Linked DNA regions of Homo sapiens: region 1 is linked to region 2. Evidence: read pairs that join two places in POLR2A ChIA-PET (ENCODE). Cell type or tissue: IMR-90. All regions are shown on one strand. Links, peaks and the distances in the headings refer to the core of each region. The heading gives the core; the rest is flanking DNA.

Region 1 (5,377 bases), core at 312-5,311, 150 kb before region 2:
AGGGTGAGGGGGCTGGGGCCGCACGAGAGAAGTGACCGTGTGTTGAGAGTGTGGTGGGCGCGAGGGTATGAGAGGAAGCCGCACGGCCAGTCCATACTTACCTGGCAGGGGAGATACCATGATCACGAAGGTGGTTTTCCCAGGGCGAGGCTTATCCATTGCACTCCGGATGTGCTGACCCCTGCGATTTCCCCAAATGTGGGAAACTCGACTGCATAATTTGTGGTAGTGGGGGACTGCGTTCGCGCTTTCCCCTGCCTTACTGGAAGTTGAAAGGTAGCTGTTATTATGATCGGCGCTGGGTCTGGATGTGTGGTGTTCAAAACACGGGCTGCTGGGCAGTTCGCTTTCGTTTTCACGTTTTTGTGGGGGTAGGGCGATTGCTGCTTTTTTCTCACCCCGCGGGGGATCCTTTAGTAACGCGCCAATTATACTGTGGGTTTATGTTCTCCAGGGTATTGTCGTGAAAACGTCACGATCTCGTGCTTTCTCCAGGCCAAAGCCGCGTTTTTCCTGCAAGTTTGGGGTGTGTAGAGGAAAAAGCCAGAACTGCTTTCTCTTCCCTGGGGAAAATATCCCAGGGTCTTGGTAACCGCTGGCAGAAACGACAGAATACGTACGGGGCGGGCAATTAATCCTGGTCCAGGGAAGTATCCGGCTTAGAGGTTTAGGAAGGACCTGTCGGGGTTGAGTTCCCCACCCAGGGGGAGATCGAGTCCGCGGGAGCTGCTGATCCCACCCAGGCAGCTGCTGGGCTTGTTGGCAGCAGCGTCTTCTGGAAGGACTAGAACGGAGTCATCCCACTCCCAGAGAAGCAGGCGTGTCATGCATGACAGTGAAGGCCGGACTACAAGGCCCTCAAGAACAGGAGACTTTGGGTCCTCGCTAACGGCCTTGGGAGACCACGCAAGACTGGTCAGAAAAGCCAGGTAGAAAGGCTTTTCATGGGCCGCGCGCGGTGGCTCACGCCTGTAATCCCAGCACTTTGAGAGGGCGAGGCGAGCGGATCACTTGAGGTCAGGAAGTTCGAGACCAACCTGGGCAACATGGTGAAACCCCCGTCTCTACTAAAAATACAAAAATTAGCCAGGCGGCGTGGCGCGTGCCTGTAATTCCACCTGCTCCAGAGGCTGAGCCATGAGAATTGCTTGAACCCGGGAGGCGGAGGTTGCGGTGAGCCGAGATCGCGCCATTGCACTCCAGCCTGGGCAACAGAGCAAGACTCCGTCTCAAAAAAAAAAAAAAAAGAAAGAAAGAAAGAAGGAAAGAAAAAGGCTTTTCATGAATGCTTTTAGGAGAGTCTCGTGACAGCCTCTGTACATGTCCCCAGGAGGAAACAAGAGACTCTGATGTTCAGGGCCACCATCCTGACATGGACCTTTCCTCCAGTTATAATGTTGCCATTTTGCTGTCTTAAGACCCTTATGTCCAAGCCTTCCCAGACCTCAGCACCCCCGGGATATGTGTAATAGAAGGGTAAATACACGCCAGGCGCGGTGGCTCACGCCTGTAATCCCAGCGCCTTGGGAGGCCGAGGTGGGCGGATCACCTGAGGTCAGGAGTTTGAGACCAGCTTGACCAACGTGGCGAAATCCTGTCTCTACTAAAAATACAAAAATTAGCCGGGCATGGTGGTGTGTGTCTGTAATCCCAGCTACTCGGGAGGCTGAGGCAGGAGAATCGCTTGAACCCAGGAGGCGGAGAGGTTGCAGTGAGCTGAGATCATGCCACTTGTACCACTCCAGCCAGCCTGGGCAACAGAGCGAGACTCTGTCTCAAAAAAAAAAAAAAAAAGTAAATAATACAAAACTGGTAGAAGGAAAGAAAAATGTTGGCCAGGCACGGTGGCTCACGCCTGTAATCCTAGCGCTTTGGGAGGCTGAGGCGAGAGGATCACTTGAGCCCAGGAGTTGGAGACCAGCTTGGGCAACACAGCAAGAGACCTCGTCTCTAAATTAAAACAAAACAAACCAAAACAAAACAGAAGGCAGGAGGAGGCTGCAGTGAGCGGTGATGGCGCCACTGCACTCCCACCCGAGTGACAAGAGCCTGCCTCAAAAAAGAAAAAACAAAAACATGTGCCCCTGGTGCCATAAGGAAAAGAGACTTTCCCCTTCCTTTGAGGCGTGAGTCTCTGCTTTTTGAGACAGGGTCTCTCTCTGTCACCCAGGCTGGGGTGCAGTGGCGTTATCCTAGCTTACTCACTGCAGCCTCGAACTCCTGGGTTCAAGCGGTCCTCCGGCCTCAGCCTTCCTCCTTAGCTGGAACCACAGGTTTGCGTTACCACACATGGCTAACTGGCTAATTTTATTTTATTTATTTTTTTTTTTTTGTAGAGACGGTGTCTTCCTATGTTGCCCAGGCTGGGCTTGAACTCCTGGGCTCAAGCGATCCTTCTGCCTCGGCCCCCCAAAATGCTGAAATTACGGGTGTCAGCCACCACGCCTGGCCTACGTGAGTCATATTAACAGCTAAATAAGCCTCTTGCCAGTTTTACAACCTAGGAAGGTTTTCCCTTGAGGGCCTTGAAGCCACCAACTCAAAAGGTAAATATCAAGGAAGATAGTGTCCCCCTGTCTCCTTTCTGTCTCTGGGAATTTACTTATGTATTGATTGATTTATATTTATTTACTTTTTTGTTTTTCTTTTTTGAGACAGTCTTGCTCTATTGCCCAGGCTGGAGTGCAGTGGTGCAGTCTCGGCTCACTGCAACCTCCACCTCCAGGGTTCAAGCGATTCTCCTGCCTCAGCCTCTCAAGTAGCTGGGATTACAGGCGCGTGCCACCACATCCAGCTAATTTTTGTATTTTTAGTACAGACGAGGTTTCACCATGTTGGCCAGGCTGGTCTCAAACTCTTGGTAATCCGCCCGCCTCGGCCTCCCAGAGTGTTGGGATTACAGGCGTGAGCCACTGCGCCCGGCCTCTATCTCTGGGAATTTAGCCTAGGTGGCTGGCTCCAAGTTATCACTACCTCCTTGTCATGGAGGTATCAGAGGCTTTATTTTCCCTTTGGGTAAAGGCAATTAATAACACAGCTGACCGCTGCAATTACCAGTTGAACTGAGGATGAACTGTGTGTAGCAAACAGTGCTAGGTTTCTTTCTTGAGGACAAATCCTTGACAACATGTATTTTAGGGCTTGCATCTGCCTACCTATGTAAAGGGGTGACCTTTCTTGGGGCTATAAACGGAACTGTCGGCCGGGCGCGGTGGCTCACACCTTCAATCCCATCCCTTTGGGAAGCCAAGGCGGGGGGGTCACTTGAGCCCGGGAGTTTGAGGCCAATCTGGGCAACATATGGAGACTTCCTGTCTACTTAAAAAAGAAGAAAAAAAGAAAAATTGAAGTTGTGTACCCAGAAGTCCCAGAGTCTCCCATTGATTTCCTCAGCAGTTTGTTGAGGCTTTCTCAGAATTTACTGGCATAGATCCAGGAGCAGACCAAAATTCTGCCCAGGTGTTAGCCCATCTTTGTCTGGGCTCTCTTACTGACTATCCAAACTCAAGTTAGGCAAAAAGTGGTAGGGTAGGCCGGGCCCGGTGGCTCACGCCTGTAATCCCAGCACTTTGGGAGGCCAAGGCGGGCAGATCACCTGAAGTCAGGAGTTTGAGACCAGCCTGGCCAACGTGGCGAAACCCCGTCTCTACTAAAAATACAAAAATTAGCTGGGCATGGTGGTGTGTGCCTGTAATCCCAGCTATTTGGGAGGCTGAGGCGCGAGAATCGCTTGAACCCAGGAGGTGGAGATCTCCCTGCAGTGAGCCGAGATCGCACCACTGCACTCCAGCCTGAGCAATACAGCGAGACTCTACTAAGATTTGGGGACAGTCTAGAGAAAGAAGAAATGAGGAAAGGCTAAACTGCTGTGCTAGCTGCTCACAACTAAGGGGAATCAGTTCCTACTCTGGACCCCCTATGAAAGGAGCAAAGGAAACGGGAAAACCTTTTAAGTCATTATTGCAAGGGCCAGGAGGGCAGAAGGGGGATTGTAGAAAGAGATTCCAGAGGGCTGGGCGCGGTGGCTCACACCTGTAATCCCAGCACTTTGGGAGGCTGAGGCGGGCGGATCATGAGGTCAGGAGATCGAGACCATCCTGGCCAACATAGTGAAACCCCACCTCTACTAAAAATACAAACATTAGCTGGGCGCAGTGGCATGCGCCGGTAGTCCCAGCTACTCGGGAGGCTGAGGCAGGAGAATGGCATGAACCCGAGAGGCGGAGATCTCCCTGCAGTGAGCCGAGATCACACCACTGCACTCCAGCCTGGGCAACAGACTGAGACTCCGTCACAAAAAAAAAAAAAAAAAAAAAAAAAAAAAAGAAAGAAAGAAAAAAAAAAAAAAAGGAAAGAGGCACCAGAGAATGCAGAAGTTGCAGGGACCAGGGAATCAGGAGAGCCCAGAAGGACAAAACTCTCAGCTGAAAAATAATTGTTAAATATCGCAAAATTGACAGATTGGGGGAGTCTCGGCAGGGGAAACAGGAGAACCAACCCAATGTGTCAATAACTTCTTCAGCCCAAAAAATAGCCTTACCTTCTCTGATAGATACTGGTGCTACTTCCCCCCGCCTCCCCCTCCGAGACAGAGTCTTGCTCTGTCACCCAGGCTACAGTGCAGTGGCATGATCTCGGCTCACTGCACCCTCCGCCTCTCGGGTTCAGGCGATTCTCCTGCCTCAGCCTCCCGAGTAGCTGGGATTACAGGCGCCCACGACCAGGCCTGGCTGATTTTTGTAATTTTAGTAGAGACGGGGTTTCACCATGTTGGCCAGGCTGGTCTCAAACTCCTGACCTCAAGTGATCCGCCCGCCTCCACCTCCCCAAGTGTTGGGATTATAGGCGTGAGCCACTGCCCCCGGCCCTTTGGTGCTACTTATGCTTCAAGTTCCTCTGAAATTTCCCAATTTTCATCTGGTGATAGATCAATGCAGGTTGTTGATTTTCCGGGTAAACTTTCTACTTGTTACTTTTCGCTGGCAGTTCCCATACAGATAGGCCCTCTGACTGAGGAACATGTGTTCTTTCATTCTCTTGATTCTCCCGTAAACCTACTGGGAAGACACCTGTGTAAATTAAAGACTACCTACCATCATCTGCACTCTGGATGGAATATTTTGTGGAGCTCCTTGGAGAAAGAGACACCTAGTTGGTACTTGTATGCCTTCTGAAAGAAAAGGGGTATGGCAGAGAGTGAGTTTCACAGTGGACTGGAAAAGCATCCGGGCTGAAACAAATTGGCACATGTATGACGTTGGACCTTAGGGAATAATGATGCTATTTGGAGAGAGAGAACCAATAACTCACCAAAAGGATAAACCATGGTCAGGTATAAAATGATATCCTTTGTAGAGAACTCAATTTGATGGAATAA
Region 2 (5,377 bases), core at 185-5,184:
TGGACTTATAGTCCTAGCTACTCAGGAGGCTGAGGTGGGAGGATCACTTGATCCCAGTTTTAGGTTGCAGTGAGCTGTGATGGCACAACTACACTCTGGCCTGAGTGACAGAGCAAGACCCTGTTTCAAAAAATAAATAAATAATAAAATAAAACTCACTTCTAGAAAATCTTTTCTCTTTTGGATCCGTTTTTTTTCTTGCATTCCGTTACTGCTTATTCAATTGCTTATCACTGTATACTTATTAGTTTACAGGTCTATTTTGTCTCTGCAACTGGATTATAAAAGTGCCCTTGAGAAGTTTATTTCTCAGGATGACCAGGACAGTGTTCTACAAATAGACACTCAATAAATGGTTCCTGATGAGTGCAAGGCCTCTCAGAAAAGTGAACTTATTTATCATAAAAGCAAGATGAAAAAACAATATGGTTAATTACAAGGAGGTAAAAAAGAGGAATCTTTGATTCTGGATGGTACTTGCGAAAGGAATTGTGTATTTATAAACATTGTGTTGTAAACATTGTGTTTATAAATAGCTTGTATTTACTAGTGAGGATTAAAAATCATCTTTAATAGAACGTGATCTTTTAAATGACCTGAAAATTCCATTTTCTATCACCAGCGAAGAGTAGGCCAGGTTTTCTCTAACGAGCAGATTGTGTGATAAAAGAACATTGCTAAATTAATTTCTTTCTAAAATATTTGATACAGGGGCTGGGTGTGGCGGCTTGTGCCTGTAATCTCAGCACTTTGGGAGGCCAAGGCAGGTGGATTACTTGAGGTCAGAGTTCGAGACCAGCCTGGTCAATATGGTGAAACCCCGTCTCTACTAAAAATACAAAAATTAGCTGGGCATCATGGTGGATGCCTGTAATCTCACCTACTTGGAAGGCTGAGGGAGGAGAATCACTTGCATCTGGGAGATGGAGGTCGCAGTGAGCCAAGAGCAGGACACTGCACTCCAGCCTGGGTGACAGAGCAAGACTCCGTCTCAAAAAAAAAAAAAAAAAAATCAAGTTTCTGAAAATTCCACCAGATGGGGAAATGCTGACAATATGCTAGTTAAATTTAGTATTCATCTCAATGTAGAATCTGTATTAATCTCCATGATATTAAAAATGCATAAAAAAATTTGATAGAGGAATTTGGCCATGGCTTATATGTGGACAGACAAGTTTTACAGTAAAAGCAAAAGCATAGAATAACAGAAAATATAACCATGACTTTTTAAACTATAGGATATTCCATTTCAAAGATGCTATAGTTATGGTAGTTTTAAAAATTTCTTATCTATTGAAACCATTGTTACATGTTGCTGCAAAGCGGCTTACAAATCTAAATTCAGATACGACACATGATTTTCCTAGTCAATGATTTATTTCATGCTATCAAAATGTTATCTTCATTAAAAATGTTTTTAATGCCGGGCATGGTGGCTCACGCCTGTAATCCCAGCACTTTGGGAGGCCGAGGCGGGTGGATCATGAGGTCAGGAGATCGAGACCATCTTGGCTAACACGGTGAAACCCCGTCTCTACTAAAAATACAAAAAATTAGCCGGGTGCGGTGGCGGGCGCCTGTAATCCCAGCTACTCAGGAGGCTGAGGCAGGAGAATAGCATGAACCCGGGAGGTGGAGCTTGCAGTAAGCCGAGATAGCACCACTGCAGTCCAGCCTGGGCAAAAGAGCGAGACTCCATCTCAAAAAAAAAAAAATGTTTTTAATATATTTTTCTTTCCACATTTATAAATTTCCTGAGCCAATTCTGAAGCTTAAATGATCCTAAATGTCTACAATACTAAAAATATAGTCAATATTTTCCAAATAATTATTAAAGCTCTGCATTCTTTCATTTAATTTTGAAATTAATCAAGTCCTGTCATTTCTCCTACATACCTCTCAAATCCACCTACCCCAAATGTATTTGCCACTGCCTTGATTTAGGCATCTTAATCGCCTCCAATTTCTTTCTCCTTACACATATTCTTATCATGGTCATAAAACAATCAGGTTTGTGTTTCAGAAAGATCATACCACTCCTTTGCTTAAAACCCTGCACCAGCTCCTTAGCACAAAATTTCACATGGTATCCAATGCCCTCAATGATCTAGCTCATACCCACCTCTCCTGCACTTCTCTCATCACAGTGCCTCACGCTTGACTCAATAGCAGCTGTAATGAAACATTTGCAAGGCATCTGCGGTTTTTTTTTTTCTCTAGGACAATCCTTTCATACAGATTTCTGGTGAACTCTATCATCCTTTACAACCCAGCTCAAACATTACTTCTGGAAGGCCTTCTCCAAGCCCATTTCAACTCCAAAGTTAAGCACTCCCTCTTCTAAATCTAGTAGTAACATATGGTTGTATTTATCACATTGTATTACATCATAATTATTTGTTTATGTGCTTGCTTGCCTTCCCTATATCATGGAAAGCTTTTTGAGCCTAAGAAAGGTGCTTCGTGTTTGTTGAACTGAACTGAATTTGATCTAATGGTCTGAGCTGAGTAATTGGGAAACAGATGGGATGTTTCCAGAGTGATTCATAGTAGCCAGGATGATCATGTTTCTCCACAGCAAACATAAATCATGTTTCTTTAATCACAAGGATTACCAGACTTTGCTGGAATAGCAAACAAAATGCAAACTCTCTCTTAGTTAAATGAAGACTAAATATCCACGAGCTAATTAGTCAATGTATGATCTGCATAATTTGAGCCAAATTAGTAAATATCACTTTTTCATCAAATATAGATTGAGTGCTTCTGGCTTAGTGCAAAATGTATACATTATGTTTTATCTTACATCTTTATATGAAAGGGACAAAGTAGATTAGAGGATGGATTATTTACACTGTGCACCAGGAACTAGCAACTATTAAACTTTATCATACAAATACAAGGGGAAAAGTAGAATCCTGATATATTGGAAACTATTTATTTTGTAAAATAATTCCTTTGGGGAACAGTAAAAATCATGTCTATTATCAATTCCCAGTGTAACAAAAAACAAAAATGTCTATTATCAATTCCCAATGGCACAATAAACAGAAGAAAATTTTGTGGTTTCAGATCTTAATGGTAGATGGCACTAAGTCATGCAGCGAGCACTTAGGTAGGTGCAATGCATAATTTTCAAGATTCAAATCTGTTGTGACTAGAGCCACAACAGTTCTTTCTGGGATGAAAAATACCAAGGAATCTGCACAAACAATATTTGAGTAAAGTTTCCCTCTTACCAGCATATATTGATAACTTAAAACCAGTTTTAACTACAGGAATCTTCCTATTAGTCATAATAGCTTAACACAAGTAATTTGTAGTGTTTAAAGCTAACTCATGATTTAGCTTTCTTATTTGTTCTTTTCTATATTTTGCAGAGGTTCTCTATAAAACATGTTATTTTTGAAATAAAAATAAATACAATTTTCTGAGAGTTAGCCAGAAGAATATCATTCATATTACTTAATGATAGTAATCATATCAGTTAGCCCATTTTTAGGATGTTCTTATGAGAATATAATTTTTTTTTTTTTTTGAGATGGAGTCTCACTCTGTCACCCACGCTGGAGTGCACTGGCATGATCTCAGCTCACTGCAAGCTCCACCTCCCGGGTTCACCCCATTCTCCTGCCTCAGCCTCCTGAGTAGCTGGGACTACAGGCACCCGCCATCACGCCCAGCTAATTTTTTGTATTTTTTAGTAGATCTGTCTGCCTCGGCCTCCCAAAGTGCTGGGATTACAGGCGTGAGCCACCGCGCCCGGCCTAGGCTGTGTTTTTAACCCAAGGGTCATTTTCTTTTTTCTTTTTTTCTTTTTTTGAGACAGAGTCTCTCTCTGTCGCCCAGGCTGGAGTGCAATGGTGCAATCTCGGCTCAATGCAACCTCTGCCTCCTGGGTTCAAGCGATTCTCCCACCTCAGCCTCTTGAGTAGCTGGGATTACAGGCGTTCACCACCACGCCTGGCTAAGTTTTGTATTTTTAGTAGAGACGGGGTTTCACCATGTTGGCCAGGCTGGTCTCGAACTCCTGGCCTCAGGTGATCTGCCTGCCTTGGCCTTCCAAAGTGCTGGGATTACAGGTGTAAGACACCACGCCCGGCCCATTTTCTAGAATTCTATTTACTTATTTAATATATTGCAAAGAGGAAATCAGAAAGAAAGAAAACATCCAGCTCAGAACAGGAAGCTTTTTTGTTTGTTGTGGCAATGTTACTGAATGACACTTGCATTAATCCCAAAACATTTTTTTTCACAGCCAGAGCATGACACCTATCTAAATCAGTCACATGGTATTTCTTAAGAACTGCTATACTGTGATAAATATAATATAAAACAAAACATTTTTCTCTAGCAGGTAGATAAAAACAAAACAATGAAGTATTTAAATGCTTTCAAAATAAAAATAAACAGGATCTGCTTTGAAGTCAAAAAAATAAGGAGAGGGCCAAGCGCCGTGGCTTATGCCTGTAATCCCAGCACTTTGGGAGGCCGAGCTCAGTTGGTGGATCACTTGAGGTCAGGAGTTTGAAACCAGCCTGGCTGACATAGTGAAACCCCGTCTCTACTAAAAAATACAAAAAATTAGCTGGGCATGGTGGTGCGCGCCTGTAATCCCAGCTACTCAGGAAGGCCGAGGCAGGAGAATCACGTGAACCTGGGAGGTGGAGGTGGCAGTGAGCTGAGATCATGCGACTGCACTCCAGCAAGGCTCCATCTCAAAATAATAATAATAATAATTAATAATAATAATAATAATGAGATGGCCGGGTGTGGTGGCTCATGCCTGTAATCCCAGCACTTTGGGAGCCCCAGGTAGGTGGATTGCTTGAGGTCAGGAGTTCGAGACCAGCTTGGCCAATATGGTGAAACCCTGTCTCTACCAAAATACACAAAAATTAGGCAGGCGTGGTGGTGCGTGCCTGTAGTCCCACCTACTCGGGAGGTTGAGGTGGGAGAATTGTCTGAGCCCTTGGAAGCGAAGGTTGCAGTGAACCGAGATCACACTATTTTACTCCAGCAGCCTGGGTCACAGAGTGAGACTCCGTCTCAGAAAAAAAAAAAAAAAAAAAAAAATGCTGGGCGCGGTGGCTCATGCCTGTAATCTGAGCACTTTGGGAGGCTGAGGCGGGCAAATCATGAAGTCAGGAGTTCGAGACAAGCCTGGCCAACATGGTGAAACCCCATCTCTACTAAAAATACAAAAATTTAGCTGGGCATAGTGGTGGACACCTGTAATCCCAGCTACTCGGGAGGCTGAGGCAGAAGAATCGCTGAAACCCAGAGGGCGGAGGTTGCAGTGAGCTGAGATGGTGCCACTGTTCTCCAGCCAGGGGGACAGAGTTAGACTCCATCTCAAAAAAATAATAATAATAAT

Evidence for each region. Peaks named below come from ENCODE experiments on the same cell type or tissue, not always from the same donor. Only the 100,000 strongest peaks of a DNase experiment are listed, where the experiment ranks them.
Region 1: POLR2A ChIA-PET joins it to region 2 with 11 read pairs; 3 of 35 experiments call an interaction of 5 or more read pairs at or near these places.

What each region holds. Positions count from the first base shown.
Region 1 is chr14:34,546,621-34,551,997 of GRCh38, forward strand. LOC105370449 (a long non-coding RNA gene) reads right to left here. Exons shown (of 3, transcript XR_007064114.1): 2 at 5,094-5,170. It also overlaps the pseudogene RNU1-27P. Among named protein-coding and RNA genes, the nearest start is that of EAPP, 9.6 kb to the left of the region's middle. RefSeq lists enhancers at 1-404, 1-138, 405-976. In IMR-90, for the core only: no CTCF peak of the experiment used is centred there; no DNase peak of the experiment used is centred there; H3K4me3 peaks cover 169 bases.
Region 2 is chr14:34,697,801-34,703,177 of GRCh38, forward strand. It overlaps LOC107984628 (a long non-coding RNA gene), which reads right to left and starts at 3,540. Exons shown (of 3, transcript XR_001750947.2): 1 at 2,123-3,540. In IMR-90, for the core only: no CTCF peak of the experiment used is centred there; DNase peaks (open chromatin) are centred at 2,191 and 2,521; H3K27ac peaks cover 461 bases.